Regions from separate parts of the Homo sapiens genome. Here region 1 is linked to region 2. Evidence: chromatin contacts called from ENCODE Hi-C or POLR2A ChIA-PET data. All regions are on one chromosome and are shown on one strand. The core of a region is the stretch at or near the end of the contact, and the rest is flanking DNA. Distances in the headings are between cores, read along the strand shown. Region 1 has its middle 93 kb from the start of LINC00604. Region 2 has its middle 190 kb from the start of PTGER4.

What was found. Hi-C counts contacts between places; a loop is a spot of excess contacts on that map. ChIA-PET counts read pairs that join two places held with the same protein, here RNA polymerase II (POLR2A). Pooled maps may share reads with other maps.
Region 1: a loop to region 2 is called in a pooled map, with 7 times the contacts of the local background. The contact joins two enhancer-like sites. A Hi-C loop is called at or near these places in 11 of 50 pooled maps. POLR2A ChIA-PET finds 5 or more read pairs at or near these places in 2 of 52 experiments (activated CD4-positive, alpha-beta T cell and activated CD4-positive, alpha-beta memory T cell).

Annotation. Positions count from the first base shown.
Region 1 is chr5:40,331,994-40,335,224 of GRCh38, forward strand. No RefSeq gene overlaps it. Among named protein-coding and RNA genes, the nearest start is that of LINC00604, 93 kb to the left of the region's middle. Within about 2 kb of position 1,623, at least 3 of the 41 ENCODE cell types and tissues checked have a DNase peak (open chromatin) inside an H3K27ac peak, as active enhancers do.
Region 2 is chr5:40,483,751-40,487,080 of GRCh38, forward strand. No RefSeq gene overlaps it. Among named protein-coding and RNA genes, the nearest start is that of PTGER4, 190 kb to the right of the region's middle. RefSeq lists an enhancer at 2,996-3,055. Within about 2 kb of position 1,806, at least 5 of the 41 ENCODE cell types and tissues checked have a DNase peak (open chromatin) inside an H3K27ac peak, as active enhancers do.

The sequences.
Region 1 (3,231 bases), core at 373-2,872, 150 kb before region 2:
AAGAAAAACTTCAGCCAAATTAATTTAAAGGAGTTTAATTAAGCAATGAAAGATTTGCAAATCGGGCAGCCCCCAGAATCACAGCAGATTCACAGAGACTCCAGGGGTGCCTCGTGGTCCTTGTGGTCAGAACAAATTTATAGACAAAAAAGTTAAAGTGACAAACAGGAATCGGAAATTAGGTACAGAAACAGTGAGATTGGTTACAGCTTGGTGTTTGCCTTATTTGAATGCAGTTTGAACATTCAGCAGTCTATGAGTGGTATAGCCACTGGGATTGGCCAACACTCAGCCATTGTTACAGGTGCCTACTATTAAGTTAGGTTTTCAATTGTGTCTGACTATTAAGATAGGTTACAGTTCATCCACAAGGACTCAAATATAGAAGTATGGAGTCTTTCTCAGGCCATATTTATCTTGCTTTAACTCTATCTTCTATTTTATAACCATTGGTTCCTCAATAACATCTAGAATGCCACAAATCACCACAAAAGTAAAAACTGGGTGATGGATTAAATGAGAGGGAGGGAGGGAGGGAGGGATGGATGGATGGATGGATGGATGGGAAGAGAGAGAGAAACATATGTCCTTGACTCTTTATTTTGGTGATTTACACCAAGAAAAGAAAGCTAACAAACTGTTTAATCAGAACTATATCAACTTTTAGGTTTAAAAAATTATTTTGTGAAAAATCCATTAGAATGTTTCAGAGATATGATGATTGGTATGCAGATAAATTTCATTTTTAAATATTTGGTTAGAAAAAGTTAGAATTTTTCAAAATATAAAATTATGAATTACATAAACACTCAATCATATTTTGTCCCTTTTGATAGATTATGTGAGTAAAAGAAACGCAAAAAGACAAAAGAATATAGATGGATTCAATGACATATAAAATCTTTATAATCTAAGCCAAATAAAATTATATAGCACTGGCAACTTTGTCATGACTAAATTTATGAGTGTAACACTAAATAATGAACTGTTTTGTGTGTGACTTATAAAGTAGACTCATTGTTGAATGGGAGAAATATATTATCCAATGCATTTTGAGCAAGATGAAATGTAAGGTACCATTTTTATAGAAATATTTTAGAGGAAGCTGTTCAACATTGGAGGATAATAGCCGTTACTTATAAAATACAGCATTTCCCCTCTGATTCATAGGAAAGTAACAAGATCTTTATCAGAATGTTCTCATTTCCACATAATTCAAATACCATGTATATCAAAAAATAACAAGTAAAGACAAAATTTATTAAATTTTAGAATATGAATGGCATTGATCATAGTGAATACATTTGACAAAATCAAATAACCAATGGAGCATATTCATTTTGGTGAGTATTCTTAGTAAAGTCTTTAGGTCTCAGTTTCTTTTGAAAAATAAACTGGTTGTGAATATTACATGAGATAAAATAAACGGAAAGGCACATTGTAAAAGAGTGATAAAGCAATACATAAATATAAATTCTAAATGTTATAACATTGTGCATAGTCATTGTGCATGTTAAATGTTCAAAAAATAACTGAGTTAATGATTGAGGCATTGCAGGAAGTCTGGGGTGAGGCACTTGGCAGGAACTGCCACACAGGACTATTTTCTTCACTATGACAATGCTCTAGCTGAGAGTGAATGTTTTTAATATAAATGGTTTTACTCAGCTTAACAACCTACTGGATTCACTATTACAGTCATGAGTCATTTAAGCACAGGGACATATTCTGAGAAATGTGTTGTTAGGCTATTTTGTCATGTGAACATCGCAGAGTGTACCTACATAAACCTAGATTGTGTAGCCTACTATGCTCCTAGGGTATTGCTCATAGGCTGCAAATCTGTACAGCATGCGATTGAACTGAATTTTGTAGGTAGTTGTAACAAAATGGTATTTGTGTGTATCTACACATAGCTCAATACAGAAAAAGTACAGTAAATATAGGTTATAAAATATTAAAAATGATATACCTGAATAGAGCACTTACCATGAATGGAGGTTACAGAACTAGTATTGGCTTGGGTGAATTTGTGAGTGAGTAATGAATGAAGGCTTAGGACAATACTGTACACTACAGTAGTGTCAGTAATGTTTAAACTGTGCACACTTAGGCTATGCTAAATTTATTCTTTTTAGTTTTCTTCAGTAGTAAATTAACCTTAGCTTACTGTAATTTTTTCTTCATAGACTTCGTAATTTTTTAACTTTTTAACTCTCTCATAACTACACTTAGCTTAAAACACGAACACTTTTTTCCTTTATATACTTATTCTATAAGGTTTTTCTATTATTAGGCATTTTTTTTTACTTTTTAAACTTTTTTGCTAAAAACTAAGACACAAACACACACATTAGTCTGGGCTTACAGGGGATCAGGATCATTAATATCACTGTCTTCCACTTCCAAATCTTGTCCAACTGGAAGGTCTTCACAGGTAGTAACATGCATGGAGCTGTCATCTCCTATGATAACAATGCCTTCTTCTGGAATACCTCCCGAAGGAGCTGCCTGAGGCTGTTTTACAGTTAGCTTTTTTGATTTTAATAAGTAGAAGAAATGCACTCTAAAATTACAATAAAAAGTATAATATAATAAAACATAAACCAGTAACATAGTTGTTTATTATCATTACCAAGTATTATGTACTATGCATAACTGTATGTGCTACACTTATATATTCCTGGCAGCACAGTAGGTTTGTTTACACCAGCATCACTATAAACATGTGAGTAGTGCCTTGCCCTACTACATTTGGATGGCTACAGTGTCACTAGGTGATAGCAATTATTCAGCTCTGTTATAATCTTATTCAACCACTTTAGTGTAAGCAGTTCATTGTTGACCAAAATGCTGTAATGCAATACATGACTGTATTTAATACTGTTTCCACTATTCAAGCACAACAGATCATTCATCATCACAATATTATTATAATCAATACTATTCAAAGGAGAAAACACAAGCTCTGGAAACAATTTCAAGATAGGAGTTTAACTCACTAATGCAAAAAAGACACATCATCAAAAAAGCAGTATTCAAAATGTGAGGTTGATGACACTTATGATATCATTATTCATAGGATGAAGAATTCTGGCATTTCCATTCATCTTTCTACCACCTATATGTCTAAGGCAGACATTGCAGAGCAACTACCTCAACAACCTTACAGCCCTTTTCCTTATGCCTTTCTATAATGCAGAAACAGGAAACTAAAACAAAATGACATTT
Region 2 (3,330 bases), core at 556-3,055:
ACACAGCAATAAAAAACTACTACAATGCCAACCAGAATAAATAAAAAGAAACCAATATCTAGATACTGCAGAACAAGAAAGAGAAATGAAAGATGTTTAAAGTAGCTAGAAAGCAAAGAAAAATTACCTACAAATAAATAAGAACTAAATTGAGAGTTGACTTCTCAACAGCAATAATGAAAAGCAGAAGACTGTGAAAGAATATTTTCAGTCTTCTGAGAGAAGATAACTCAGCCTGGTAATACATAGCCAGCCAAGCCATCCTTCAAGAATGACAGCGGAATAAAGATATTTTCAAGAAAAACTGAAAATTTTCAATACAAAGCTGAATATTTTCACCTAAGAGTCACTGATTAAAGAGTATATTCCAGGAAGAAGTGAAAATGATCCAAAAGAAAAATCTGAAACACAAGAAAGATTGGTGAGCAGAGAATGTGAGGAAATAATCTAAGTGAACAAAAATATGTGCCAAAATTTGAACACTGACTATATAAAATAATAATAGTAATGGGAGGGAATGATAAAAATCAGGCTAGTGATAAAATACTGGACAGTAATTATGTATAAACCAGGAGGCTGTGATTGGTAATTTGTGCTTAATTTTTGTAAAGTCTTTGCAATGTTATGAAAGAATATCTGAGGTCCAATTTTACTTGGCAATACATGGATATATAGAAGCTTTGCTTGATAGAGCAGCCCCTCAGATATAGTGAAGAAATCCTACAGATCAAAAAATATATATACCACAAACTGTAATGCTTACCAAAACAGGAAAAAAAGACAGATTATGGCAGGGGATTTTAAAGTCAGGAGAAAACTAATAACTTCCCTTTTTAAAGTTCACCTAATTGAAAGATGAAACAACAAAACGAAAACGCTTTTCTTGAGTTCACCCAACTCCTCAAAAGTGAAGTAGTAACCACCATCCCAGATCAGAGAACTGACATCATAAACCTTCAAGCCAACTCAGGTTTCATCTACCCTGCCCTACAGAATTAGACATGTGTGTGTGGATGGTGATGGTTCCTTACATAGTTTTTATCTCCCAACATTCACCAAAACTGTGTGAATCTCTCTGAAGAGGCACTAGAAACCTCTTGTGAACTAGTATTTCTCAAATTGGGATGTGAGAGATTGCAGTTTCCTCGGGAAGTAGACATCCAAACTGAGATGCTCTGGCTTTACCAACTATCAAAGTTGATACAAATGATTTTTTTTATACAGACCCCTCGAACGACCAAATAAATCATCTGCTCTCTCAACCAGAAACAAATAATCTAAGTGAACAAAAATACCTGGTTGAAATAAGTTTAGTGCAGGGTTATATTCTGCACCTTAAAATTGTGTTTCTGAGAGATATTCCTCATTGATTCATAAATTCGTCAACTTTGTACTGTTCAGGGTATCTGGATTAAGCATAAGCTTTGGAGTCAGACAGCCTGAATTTCAAAATCAGCCTCATAACTTACGTAACTATTTCTTAGCCCCACTTAGCCTCGGTTTCATCATCTATAAAGTAGCAATAATAACACCTGTCACACACAGCTATTTTAGAAATAAGTAAGATTTCAGAAATCGATTTCAGAAAGAGCTGGCACCAAGGAAGCAATCAATCAGTGTCAGCTATGAGTATTGATAACACTAATGGAGGCTGCATCTGTGTGACTAATCTGTACCAGGGGTTTAAATATCACTAACATTGGACTTTGGAATGCATAGACACATAAAATGTTGGAGTTTGCGGAGGCTTAAAGTTCACCCGTTCCAATTCTCATTTTCTGTGAGGATTTGAAACCCAGACAGACTCAGGAACTCGTACAAAGTCACACAGCCAGTATAAGGAACTGAAATCTGACCCTCAGCCACTGAGCACCAATAACACTATTTCTTCTGTGTCACAGCTCATGTGTCTTCTTTTTTAATCTTACCAGCAAATAATTTGTGAGGTTAATAAAAATTAAAATTGAAATACTTTTCATTGAGCACACCCCAGTGAAACGGAAGGAACAAGGGAACATGGGGTCTGGCCAAAGAGAAACCAAGTTTGAGGAAGAACGTGTTTGGCCTTCCTAAATATAGTTCACCATAATGCCAAGCAAAGGAAAACAAAGAGGCAAAAGATTATAGGCTCATTCTGATATCTCGTAGGCCTATTTATTAAGTACATGATCAATTTCATGGACAAATAATCTTATGTTTTTAGCAATTGTATTTTCTGGCCAAAAATTCTGGAAACTTGTGCTGACAATGAGATGAAATATTTTAAATGCCTATTATCTTTAAAAATTCAGGTTACAAAATTTAATCTACCAACCATTTCTATCACTGTATCTTGTTTTGACCCCACCCCCATTCCCCATTGGAGAGATATTTCTGAAAAGTGATTTATGGGAGCTGGCCTTATTTCCATTGCTTTAACTACCTTGGAGCCCTATCTTCTTTGTATTCTCTAAAATGACTGCCCTTTCTGCACAGTCACTAAATACCTATTGAGTAGCCCATGGTGTCCTTCTGATGACCATCTGATGGGAAAACTTGGACATTTGTGCTCATTATGAACCATCTGCCCTTGAGTCCAAATTTAGAATATACTAATTTTTAAATTGTATTTTTCAACCCCTATAGCTGGTGTAGGTTGAATTCAGCAAAGAATTTTTCTATTCTGTCTTTGGGGACCCTCCAGCATCTTCTCATTCACATCTGAAAGGACGTCTCCCAGTCCACAGTGCCTGTGATTGCCACATTCTGGTGAGAGCTATATGGCAGATTCAAAAATCATTGCGCAGCCTGTCAGCTGATTGGGGTGAATGATCAATGTAACCGGAACTAAAGTTGTATGACATCATCTTTGCCACAGCTTCACGTGACAAAGCTCACTTCAAAAGTGCTTCTTTCTCAGACAAAGCCCTTTAGTCAGAAAAGCCACAAGTAACAGTTAAAATCACCTGGTCCAACCATATGGAAAGACTCACCAAGGTTCATAAAAATGAAACCACCCAAAGTATATGAGGTCTTCTGAGTCCTAATCCAGGGCTTTGACATGGCATCACCAATGCATCACATCCCACATGGCTCTCACTTCTTCCCTGGCACCTCTGCAAAGTTCCAGGGGATTTCCTGCCTCTCACTCTTCTCTCCTCATTCTCTGGACTCACCCTGATCTCATTTATGTATGCTTTTATCATAATTTTCTCTAAAGTAGCCCCAAGTCATAATTACATTAAAACCTGAAGTCTGATAAAATAGTGAATATAAAACCACAGCACTGCTGTCAAAAGTAGAAGAGTGATAGTGAGCTTATCTCCAGGGAAATGGAGAAGTGGTCAAACC